2 separate regions of the Homo sapiens genome follow, and region 2 is linked to region 1. Evidence: chromatin contacts called from ENCODE Hi-C or POLR2A ChIA-PET data. All regions are on one chromosome and are shown on one strand. The core of a region is the stretch at or near the end of the contact, and the rest is flanking DNA. Distances in the headings are between cores, read along the strand shown. Region 1 overlaps PPP2R5E (protein phosphatase 2 regulatory subunit B'epsilon). Region 2 overlaps PPP2R5E (protein phosphatase 2 regulatory subunit B'epsilon).

Region 1 (5,847 bases), core at 2,378-4,877:
TCTCCCAAAGACATTTGTAGAATGAAATCAGGAGGAACTTACTGCTCAAGGTTAGGAACAGTTTGTTAGCATTCGTAATTTTTCAAAGGGTAGGGAAACTGGTCTGTACTTCCTCAATTCCCACAATTTAACTGTGCTAATCCAGTTAAAGCTCATTTAACAGTATTGATTTAGCAGCTTGGGGTGCCCATAGATGGATTTCTTGGGGTCACTGAACCCTCTTAGGTTAACTGCAAAATTTTGTGTATTCTGTGTATTTTTTTTTTTTTTTTTTAGACGGAGTCTTGCTCTGTGGCCCAGGCTGGAGTGCAGTGGCGCGATCTTGGCTCACGGCAAGCTCCACCTCCCAGGTTCATGGCGTTCTCCTGCCTCAGCCTCCCGAGTAGCTGGGACTACAGGTGCCCGCCACCACACCCGAGTAATTTTTTGTGTTTTAGTAGAGACGGTGTTTCACCATGTTAGCCAGGATGGTCTCAATCTCCTGACCTCATGATCTGCCCGCCTCGGCCTCCCAAAGTGCTGGGATTACAGGCGTGAACCACCGCGCCCTGCTGTGTTCTATGTATTTTTATAGGAGAAAATAACTTGCTTTTGCTTAAATTTTCAAAGGTACATGTGACTCAAAAATGGTTTAAGCGCGATTTTACCCTGTGTGCACTAAATATCTATGCTGGATGCTGCTCACTTGGAGAGTACAAGATTGGAAAGGAACGGGGTCCCCCCATTTCTGGCAGTAACTAAAGATGAAAAATGAAGTTGTTAGAATGATTTCACCAGTGAAACCATTTGGGCTAGAGTTTCTCTGTGGGAAGGCTTTTGGTAGTGAACTCAGTATCTTAAATACATGTCTGACTGTTCAGATTTTTTGTTTTATATGGTGTGAATTTAGGTAGGTTGTTGTAAAGTTACACGATTTAGACTTGTGGCCATATACTTAATCCTTAGAGTCTCTTCACAAAGGTGTGTACTAATGAAAGAAGATGGCCAGCACCCGTATGCCTTCTATTGTTACCTGCATAAAAATCTGCAGGAACAATATATGAGTTAATTCAATCTTCACATTGAATGAGAACCACCTGTGACATAGGTAGTATCTAATAGATACCATTTTGTAGATAAGGTAAAGGAAGAGAGAGGTTAAGAAACTTGTCCAAAGCCACTCACCTGGGTGATTGAGATTTGAACCTTGGTGATCTGGTTCCAGAACCCATACTCTTTTTTTTTTTTTTTTTTTGAGATGGAGTCTCGCTCTGTTGCCCAGGCTGGAGTGCAGTGGCGCGATCTCGGCTCACTGCAAGCTCCGCCTCCCGGGCTCACGCCATTCTCCTGCCTCAGCCTCCCGAGTAGCTGGGACTACAGGTGCCTGCCACCACGCCCAGCTAATTTTTTTTTTTTTTTTGTATTTTTTAGTAGAGACGGAGTTTCACTGTGTTAGCCAGGATGGTCTCGATTCCCTGAGCTCATGATGCGCCTGCCTCGGCCTCCCAAAGTGCTGGGATTACGGGCGTGAGCCACTGCACCCGGCCCAGAACCCATGCTCTTAGATGCTAAGCCATAATGCTTTCCTGGAATTATTCTTTCCAATAGGAATGAGGTCTAAAACCCCTAAAAGTTGGAGTCTTGCCTCTGTGCTATGTTTGTTTCTTGAGCTCTTCTAAAAAAGTAAAAAAGCCTTTGATTTAAGCCCTTCCCTGTATTTTGCTGCTTCTGACAAGGCCAGACCACATAGTATGCTCTGGGGTTAAATGTTCATTTTTTTTTTTTTTGCTTAAGAACAGTTTCTTCTTCACTCCCTCTCTCCTACCACTTCTGCTGCCCTATATAGTAGCTTTACACTCCCTTTGTGTTATTCTTGAATTGTTAACGCTGCTTCTCAATTTTTCTCTCTACCCTACCACTTATTCCCAGTCTGGAAAAGTAAATAGTGATTGAGGAGGTGAGGAGGAGCCCAGGAGGAAGGCCGTGTATTTCAGAACACCCCTCTCTCTCTTCCACCCAGATAGCAGTCCCCTGAGTTCATGTGCTTTCCCACTCCACTTCTCTCTCTGCCCCACCCTTAGAAGTTCCAAAAATCAGGCTCCTCTGCCCGTTGGTGCTCCTTATGTGGTAACATTGGCGTGGCGATACCTTACCTGTGCATCATAGAGGGGCCCCACCTTGCAGCCCTGTTTGTGTTGAATTGGTAGGACCCACAGAAAACGTATATGGAAATTGAAAGTGCCAGTGTATGAATTCAGAGTGAGAAGGGCACTGCTCAGTGGATAGCTGTTTGTGTGTATTTGAACTGTGCCTTCTCTCCCTGCAGGCAAGCTATGCGAGCTGCCAAGGAATCCTTAGGTTGGTTGGTTAGCCTGAATTCAGAGCAAGGGGAGTTAATTAGATGATTCAAACATCCCTCCATCTCCATGATGGACATCCTAATCCTTGGAAGCACTTATGTGTGTACAGCCTGCTTTTCCTTTTTACTGTCCTTCCTGGGTCAGTGGCATAGACAAACAGACCAGAACCCGGCTGGGCGCGGTGGCTCACGCCTGTAATCCCAGCACTTTGGGAGGCCGAGGAGGGTGGATCACCTGAGGTCCGGAGTTCGAGACCAGCCTGACCAACACGGAGAAACCCCGTCTCTACTAAAAATACAAAATTAGCCAGGCCTGGTGGCGCATGCCTGTAATCCCAGCTACTGTGGAGGCTGAGGCAGGAGAATGGCTTGAACCTGGGAGGTGGAGGTTGTTGTGAGCCGAGATCGTGCCATTGCACTCTAGCCTGGGCAACAAGAGCAAAACTCCGTCTCAAAAAACAGAAACAAAAACAAAAACAAAAAAAAAAAACAGACCAGGACCCAGTCTGGCCACTTACTGAACTATGTGATCCCAGGTGAGTCTCATCCCTCTAAGCTTGTTATTATACTATAACTCTATAAGGTTGTTTTGAAAATTAATTTATGAACAGTGCTTAGCACTGTGGTAAGCATTGTTAAAGTCACCATATCATTATTATCATTATTCATGGTACCATCTCTAGCACCCCAGTAGACTTAACCTGTCTATATTGGTTAATACATTTTTCTGGTTACAATGAAGTCTTGCTAACCTGAAAGCTTTTTTTTGTCTTTTTCAGATGACTTTCCATATCTTTTGTCTGACTATTGATTTCAAACTCTCTATGAAGTTTTATTTTCATACCTTTTTTTTTTGGGAGAACTGCCTGTGAAACTGCATATGCCCCTGTGTTTATAGTTATATATACATTTATATATATACTGCCCTAAGTTCATCTAAATGAATTCCTGATATACTTGCATATTCACGTCCCCAACTCTAGTAATAATTTAGCATTTCTCTCCGCAATCATTCTCTCTTAAGGAATCTGACAAGGATTTTAAAGTGTTTAGTTTTAATTTAAATGTGCTAAAGAGAGGGTTTTTACTCAGGAAGCCACTGAGCTACTCGAGATTGCTATTTGCTTCATTTACAAGCTGTAGTCCTTCTGGCTTAACTGCTTTAAAGGTTGTTCAGAGTTTTTAATATACTTAAAATTGTTTGACAGCTGTGACTTGTCTAGCACTGATATATCCAATAATATCTCACTGTAATGAGTATACTCCCCCTGTCTCTACCCCTCCCCCCAGTGGCTGGCAGCAGAATTTTGCAGGATAAGTTACAGTACTGCATTCAAGTTTTGGTTTCTCTTTTCTCCCACCTTTTAATTTAACCTTGAAGCTGAAAATGTGGTTTAAAGGTATAAGCAATGCTTCTGGGAAATCTATTAAGCACATGGATGACAAAGTGTGAAATCTTGCTTGTGGCATGTGCAAGTGGGTCTTGGATAATCCCAGCTCTTGGTGTTAGTTTGTATGATTTGGCTGTCTCTCTACTGAGGAGACACAGAAATGAAAGAGAGGGATTTATTGGCTGATTGTTTGGAGGAAGCTGGTTACACCACAGTGGTGCATGATGAGCAGGAAAAAGCTGAGAAAATGAGTGTCCTCAATGTGGAATTCACAGAGACAGGAGTGCCTGAGGCAAGAATCTGGCAAGCAGACAATGAGCAGGTCATTTCCAGGAGGCAGTTGGCTGCTGACCAGTATTTAAAGCCAAACTTGATCTGTAGGAAAACAAGAAGAAATATGCTATTCAGTGACTTCTCAGGAGCAAGTTGCCTCTGAAAAATGGTGCAAAGACACTAGACTATAGAGTAGAAATGCCATTTCTGTGATGAGTAGAGAGAGGTGAGGGTTGGCCAAGTAGTGGAGAGGGACAGCTGGTGGGGTCATGGTGAGGAGGGTCAGGAGTGGCACACACAAGGAAAGACATTTCTCAGTAAAAATCAGGCTGGTTATAATTATTTGCTAAGTTGGAGAGCAAGTGTATTTTTTTGACAAAATGGACAAGGAAGTTCTATTGGAAAATATGATGTTTCTATACTTTTCAGAAAGGTAGGGAGTGGGGTCTTGGGAGGATAATGTTAGGTGCTAAATGGGCTACTTTGAAATACTGTGGAATTGGCCTTCCTGCAGAAGGTAAGGGCTTTATGAGAATAGGATAGACCACTCTCTGGAATAAGGCAGGCCACTTCATTTTCAGAGATTTCTGGCTTTTTTCTCTTAGACAGATTAAAAAAAAATTGTAGACAATAGAGAAACTGTTGGAAAATTAAGTTTTGTATTTGTGCTGCCCTTAATAACAAAGTGCAAAATGTGTTATATCCTATTCTGTAAAGTGAGAGTAGTTGTGTTACCGGAAAGGGGTCCTGACCCAGACCCCAAGAGAGGGTTCTTGGATCTCATGTAAGAAAGAATTTGGGGTGAGTCCATAGAGTAAAGTGAAAGCAAGTTTATTAAGAAAGCAAAGGAATAAAAGAAGGGCTAGTCCATAGGCATAAAAATAGTCATCCATTTTTATGGTTACTTCTTGATTATATTCTAAATAAGGGGTGGATTATTCATGAGTTTTCTGGGAAAGAGATAGGTAGTTCCCGAACTGAGGGTTCCTCTCCCTTTTAGACCATATAGGGTAACTTCTTGACATTGCCATGGCATTTGTAAACTGCCATGGCGTTGGTATGTGGTACCATGTAGTACCATGGTGTAGCGGTGAGGACGACCAGAGGTCACTCTCCTTGCCATCTTGGTTTTGGTGGGTTTTGGTTGCCTTCTTTATGCATCCTGTTTTATCAGTAAGGTCTTTATGACCTGTATCTTGTGCTGACTTCCTATTTCATCCTGTGACTAAAAATACCTTAACTTACTGGGAATGCAGCCCAGCAGGTCTCAGCCTTATTTTACCCAGCCCCTGTTCAAGATGGAGTTGCTCAGGTTCAAATGCCTCTGACAGTTGTTTCAGCAATAAAATAATCAGAAGGCAGTGGTGTTTAAAGCACATTTAAAATGTAAGCTTACAGGGTTGGTGGTCAGTTCCTGCCCCTAGATCCTTCTCTTGGTTTCCTTCAGAGGAACTAAGATGAAGCCAGCTATGTGTCACTGTCAACGGGGAGGGCTGGCTGTCCTGTCTTCCCCTGGAGTGGCATATCACACTTAATTCATTATGAAGCAGTAGTTTTGGGATAAGGAGGAATGTTAGTTTATGGACAGAACCTATGGTTATATGTGCTAAATATGGTTATATGGTTATGGTTATATGTAGGTCAGGTGTGTTTTAATTACTCACCAACTAGCTCAGGGCTTTGTTTTGCTAATGAAAGGTCACAGACACACACAGAGACGTGCACATAGACACAGAGTATAAGAGACAGTGACAGTTAGTTTTGGCTGTGTTTCTTGTTTATTTTTTGTGATTTCAATTAATAACACATACCTAGTAGTCAGAAACACACATCAGGAGCCTCAAA
Region 2 (5,847 bases), core at 1,505-4,004, 86 kb before region 1:
TGCTGGGATTACAGGCATTGAGCCACCACACCTGGCCAGGAGCTGACTTCTAAGCCTTGGTTTTCTTCTCTCTAAAACTGGGAGAGTAATAGAAGCCATATCATAGAGTCAGATTAAATTCCAGAAGGCAGGTAAAACATTTAGCCTAGTGCTAGATACACTGTATGAGTTGAAGAATATTAACTACTATAATTATAGGAAAAAGTACACAATGGCAAATGTTTACTAACGTCTTTTAGTTGATTTTTGTTCCTTTAACACGTTACATGGATTCTTTGCATTTAAGGAAGAAAAATATGGAGTATATACAGCTGTGAGAATTATACTTTTAAAGCAAAAAGGAGAAACTAGTTCTTATGGAACAATCTCAGCATTACTGTTTAGTTAATGTCAGTTTGAGACAGATTTCTTGTTTCTGGAATCAGAATTTAAAGTGGCTAATGTAATTATTTTCAAGGGAAATTCCATTTATGGAGCATTACCAGGTAAAATTATTATTAGATAAACTTTCTTTTTTTTTGAGACGGAGTTTCCCTCTTGTTGTCCAGGCTGGAGAGCAACGGCTTGATCTTGACTCACTGCAACCCCCACCTCCTGGGTTCAAGTGATTCTCCTGCCTCAGCCTCCCGAGTAGCTGGGATTACAGGCATGTGCCACCACAACTGACTAATTTTGTATTTTTAGTAGAAATGGGGTTTCACTGTGTTGGTCAGGCTGGTCTTGAGCTGCCAACCTCAGGTGATCCGCCCGCCTTGGCCTCCCAGAGTGCTGGGATTACAGGCGTGAGCCACTGTGCCCGGCCTAGGTAAACTTAATTTGGAAGTTGTTAGGCTGGGCGCAGTAGCTCACACCTGTAATCCTACCTAGCACTTTGGGAGGCTGAGGTGGGAGGATCGCTTGAGCCCAGGAGTTCAAGACCAGCCTGGGAAGCATGGCAAAACTCTGTCTCTACAAAAAATAGAAAAATTAGCCAGGTGTGGAGGCATGCTCCTGTCGTCCCAGCTACTCTGCAGGCCAAGGTGAGAGAATCACCTGATTCCGGGAGGTCAAGGCTGCAGCAGTGAGCCAAGATCATGCTGCTGCACTCCAGCTTGGGTGACAGAGTGAGACCCTGTCTCAAAAAGAAAAAGAGAAAGAGAGAAAGATTGAGAGAGAGAGAGAGAAAGAGAAAGAGAGACAGAGAGACAGAAAGAGAGAAAGTTGTTTCCCAGGACAGGATCTTCAAATGTTTTTGTAATTGCTTACTTCTATCAGAGAATATAACTTCAGCACTCTTGTATTTGTCCTGTTACACAACATTAAAACATATACAAACATAGAGATGTTTAAAAAGGATGATATTGAAAAATAAGATATAGAGTTCTAATACTTTCGTGCCTCCATTTCGCTTGCCCATTCCCCAGCACACACACTGGTCTGGAACACAGCTTTGTTTTGATATTTAGATTCAAAGAGAGAACTTTCTCTTTGGGTTTTGAGCCATGTTAGTTTTGCAGCATTTTATTTTGAACCAGCGAAGGACATGAAGAGGGCCAGGCATGGTGGCTCACTCCTGTAATCCCAGCACTTTGGGAGGCTGAGGCAGGCAGATCACTTGAAGTCAGGAGTTCGAGACCAGCCTGGCCAACATGGTGTAACCCCATCTCTACTAAAAATACAAAAAAAATTAGCCAGGTGTGGTGGTAGGTGCCTGTAATCTCAGCTACTTGGGAGGCTGAGGCAGGAGAATCTCTTGAACCCATGCGGCGGAGGTTGCAGTGAGCTGAGATTGCACCACTGCACTCCATCCTGGGTACAGAGCAAAACTCCATCTCAAAAAAAAGACAGGAAGAACTGAATGAGAAACTTCTTTCTTAGTGTACCTTCTTGAGGTCTTTGCATAGGCTTTTAAGTTTATTGCACCTTAAGGAAACAAAATCTGAATTGAGGATTTTACCAGTTTAAAGAGTATCACAGATGGCTCTTTGTTGATGGCTCTTATCTTGTGGTCAGTGGGTGAGTTTTAGAGGGCCCTTGACCCTCTTGAAATTCCAGGGAGTATTTTGTGTCTCTGTGCAGACTGACACTTTTCCGGACAAAGGTAGAGCTTTCATCAGATTCTCAAAGGAGTTTCTCCAAAGGCTAGGAACAGTTGCTTTGGGTGGTTGGCATGTTTTCTCACTCAGAGTGGAGACAGAATTTGTCATCTCTCTCTGTAGAAGGGAGCTCTCATGACTAGAGGTTTCTTCTCCTGTATGTCTTTCCTGATTTTTGATTCTTTTTGATACCAAATAGAATTTTAAAAGGTATTTGAAGGGAGAAGTTACTACATGACTGTAGTGTGTGGTTGGCTGGAAAATTTTGATCTGCATCATTTGAAAAATTAAGCTGGGTGAATAGGAATACCAGTGATAAAATTGAGTGTGCCTGTAAAGAAACATTTTTCTGGAATGGCTGTGGACCTGGGAGAATTTGGGAGGAGAAAGTCAGGTTGTTTCTGCTGGTAAAGAAATAGGTTAGCAATCAGTTAAGAAGAGATGTCTGTTGGTTTTTCGGTGTGCCAGGCAATGTACCACATGGCGTCTCATTTAAGCTGCACGCCCAATACCAAGAACAAGCGATGTTTGCTTTTAACTGAGGGCAAAGTAACTTGCCCACTCGTGCAGAGAGAGCCAGGGGTGGGACCCTAGGCCGGTCTGGCTCTAAAGCTGGTAACTTCCTTGTTGTGGCCGTTAGTCATAAATGTGTGCAGGTGAGAACAGCTAACCGCAATCTTGGTCATACTGTGCTGGGGTGATTTACTAAGACGTTTTTGCAAGTACTCTAAAAATTACGAGGAGACTGAAGGTGGTGAGAAAGCAAAGCAGAGAAGAGAAGAATGAGGGGAGCAGCCAGGCCTGCAGCAGCACTGTGGGTGGTGATGGGGAGAGGTGTGGCAGGCCGTGGGCTCTGGGCTCCTCAAGAAGGCTGGCCAGGCCGGGGAGCTGGGCACAAGACGTGTCCCTGGGCCCCTGTGCAACTCATGCTGTGTCCTGGTGAAGGCATGTCAGTCATGTCAGTCATGGAATAGTAAGGAACAGTTCAGTAAACTGGTAGCATTCTGGCTGTGGTGTCCTTGAACACTCATCCCTCCATCTTTGGGGAACTCACTTATTGTAGGAAAGGGTCTGGGTTCAAGTCTAGGTGATAATCTTAGCTTTATGAACTGAGGTGAGTTATTTAAACGTCTTTGGAACTTCAGTCTCCCTTTTGGTAAAACGAGATTCATGCTGCCCAAGGTGGTTGTGAAGAGTAAGTGAGGCATTGTGGGTAAACTGTCTGAATAGTGGTTGGCTGCTTAATAAATATGCGTTCCCTCATCTCTCTGTTTGCCATTTATCTTTCTTGAAGTCAGCCCTGTGGACCTGGATCTTGTTTCAGAATATGCAGTGTTGTGAGAGAAGCAATCTGGCAAAAGTTCATCCGTTATGTAGGCACCATGAAAGACTTTTGTCTCACAGTGACGTTAAATTTTAATTTAATTAATTCAGGGCTGCTTGTGCCTGGAACACTGTTCAAAGTAAAATGTTAAAACATTAAAAAGAACATGTAGCAAATTGAGACTTGGCACCATTTCAGGAAAAATACTGTCTTCTAATAAGGGAGATACAGACTTGAATTAACCTTTTACTGAAGTGCCCCCAGGAAACAATATCTGGCAATAGTAGGGCATACTCCTCCACCATATCTTATGAGGAAATATAGTGAGAATTCAGAGTAGGTTCAGGCTCCTAAGGGCTGTCTTCTACTAGCAGTGTAGGAATCACAGCTGTTGTGTGCCTTACACATTATAAGCACACAACACTGTTTTTGATTGAATGAGTACTTTGAATGCAAGAATATTTATAGCAAAGGTGAAGAGTTTTTTTGAGGGTAAGAAGGCTACTTTTGATCTTTATCTCATCAAATTAATTTTTTTTTTTTTTTTAGCGTGTAACCTTTGTTTTTTTTTTTAATTTATTTATTTTTGATCATTCTTGGGTGTTTCTCACAGAGGGGGATTTGGCAGGGTCACGGGACAATAGTGGAGGGAAGGTCAGCAGATAAACAAGTGAACAAAGGTCTCTGGTTTTCCTAGGCGGAGGACCCTGCGGCCTTCCGCAGTGTTTGTGTCCCTGGGTACTTGAGATTAGGGAGTGGTGATGACTCTTAACGAGCATGCTGCCTTCAAGCATCTGTTTAACAAAGCACATCTTGCACCGCCCTTAATCCATTTAACCTTGAGTGGACACAGCACATGTTTCAGAGAGCACAGGGTTGGGGGTAAGGTCACAGATCAACAGGATCCCAAGGCAGAAGAATTTTTCTTAGTACAGAACAAAATGAAAAGTCTCCCATGTCTACCTCCTACTACACAAACACGGCAACCATCCGATTTCTCACTCTTTTCCCCACCTCTCACCACTTTCTACTCCACAAAACCGCCATTGTCATCATGGCCCGTTCTCAATGAGCTGCCGGGCACACCTCCCAGATGGGGTGGTGGCCGGGCAGAGGGGCTCCTCACCTCCCAGTAGGGGCGGCCGGGCAGAGGCGCCCCCCACTTCCCGGAAGGGGCTGCTGGCCGGGCGGGGGGCTGACCCCCCCACCTCCCTCCCGGACGGGGCGGCTGGCCGGGCAGAGGGGCTCCTTACTTCCCAGTAGGGGCGGCCGGGCAGAGGCGCCCCTCACCTCCCGGACGGGGCGGCTGGCCGGGCAGGGGGCTGACCCCCCCACCTCCCTCCCGGACGGGGCGGCTGGCCGGGTAGAGGGCTGACCCCCCGACCTCCCTCCCGGACGGGGCGGCTGGCCGGGCGGGGGGCTGACCCCCCCCACCTCCCTCCTGGACGGGGCGGCTGGCCTGGCGGTGGGTGACCCCCACCTCCTTCCTGGACGGGGTGGCTGCCGGGCGGTGACGCTCCTCACTTCTCAGACGGGGCGGCTTCCGGGCGGAGGGGCTCCTCACTTCTCAGACGGGGCGGCCGGGCAGAGACGCTCCTCTCCTCCCAGACGGGGTCGCGGCCGGGCAGAGACGCTCCTCTCCTCCCAGACGGGGTCGCGGACGGGTAGAGGCGCTCCTCACATCCCAGACGGGGCGGCGGGGCAGAGGCGCTCCCCACATCTCAGACGATGGGCGGCCGGGCAGAGACGCTCCTCACTTCCTAGATGGGATGGCGGCCGGGAAGAGGCGTTTCTCACTTCCTAGATGGGATGGCGGCCGGGCAGAGACGCTCCTCACTTTCCAGACTGGGCAGCCAGGCAGAGGGGCTCCTCACGTCCCAGATGATGGGCGGCCAGGCAGAGACGCTCCTCACTTCCCAGACGGGGTGGCGGCCGGGCAGAGGCTGCAATCTCGGCACTTTGGGAGGCCAAGGCAGGCGGCTGGGAGGTGGAGGTTGTAGCGAGCCGAGATCACGCCACTGCACTCCAGCCTGGGCAACATTGAGCACTGAGTGAACCAGACTCCGTCTGCAATCCCGGCACCTCGGGAGGCCGAGGCTGGTGGATCACTCGCGGTTAGGAGCTGGAGACCAGCCCGGCCAACACAGCGAAACCCCGTCTCCACCAAAAAAATACGAAAACCAGTCAGGCGTGGCGGCGCGTGCCTGCAATCGCAGGCACTCGGCAAGCTGAGGCAGGAGAATCAGGCAGGGAGGTTGCAGTGAGCCGAGATGGCAGCAGTACAGTCCAGCTTCGGCTCGGTATCAGAGGGAGACCGTGGGGAGAGGGGGAGGGGGAGGGGGAGGGGGAGGGCAGCGTGTAACCTTTGTAACTTCACTTCAGCCTCTGGTTGCACAACCTCATCAAATTAATTTTTCAGGAAGATAGCCATGCATCAGAAGGAGTGGT

The links. A loop is a pair of places that touch in the nucleus more often than their neighbours do. ChIA-PET counts read pairs that join two places held with the same protein, here RNA polymerase II (POLR2A). Pooled maps may share reads with other maps.
Region 2: a loop to region 1 is called in a pooled map, with 2.2 times the contacts of the local background. The contact joins two enhancer-like sites. A Hi-C loop is called at or near these places in 2 of 168 maps with a recorded cell type or tissue (heart right ventricle and pancreas) and 8 of 50 pooled maps. POLR2A ChIA-PET finds 5 or more read pairs at or near these places in 4 of 52 experiments (H1, PC-9, activated CD8-positive, alpha-beta memory T cell and 1 more).

What each region holds. Positions count from the first base shown.
Region 1 is chr14:63,436,336-63,442,182 of GRCh38, reverse strand. The region is part of intron 3 of PPP2R5E (protein phosphatase 2 regulatory subunit B'epsilon); the gene reads left to right. Among named protein-coding and RNA genes, the nearest start is that of PPP2R5E, 100 kb to the left of the region's middle. RefSeq lists a silencer at 3,878-4,172. Within about 2 kb of position 3,627, at least 22 of the 41 ENCODE cell types and tissues checked have a DNase peak (open chromatin) inside an H3K27ac peak, as active enhancers do.
Region 2 is chr14:63,521,843-63,527,689 of GRCh38, reverse strand. The region is part of intron 2 of PPP2R5E (protein phosphatase 2 regulatory subunit B'epsilon); the gene reads left to right. Among named protein-coding and RNA genes, the nearest start is that of PPP2R5E, 19 kb to the left of the region's middle. RefSeq lists enhancers at 2,720-2,769, 2,830-2,979. Within about 2 kb of position 2,754, at least 8 of the 41 ENCODE cell types and tissues checked have a DNase peak (open chromatin) inside an H3K27ac peak, as active enhancers do.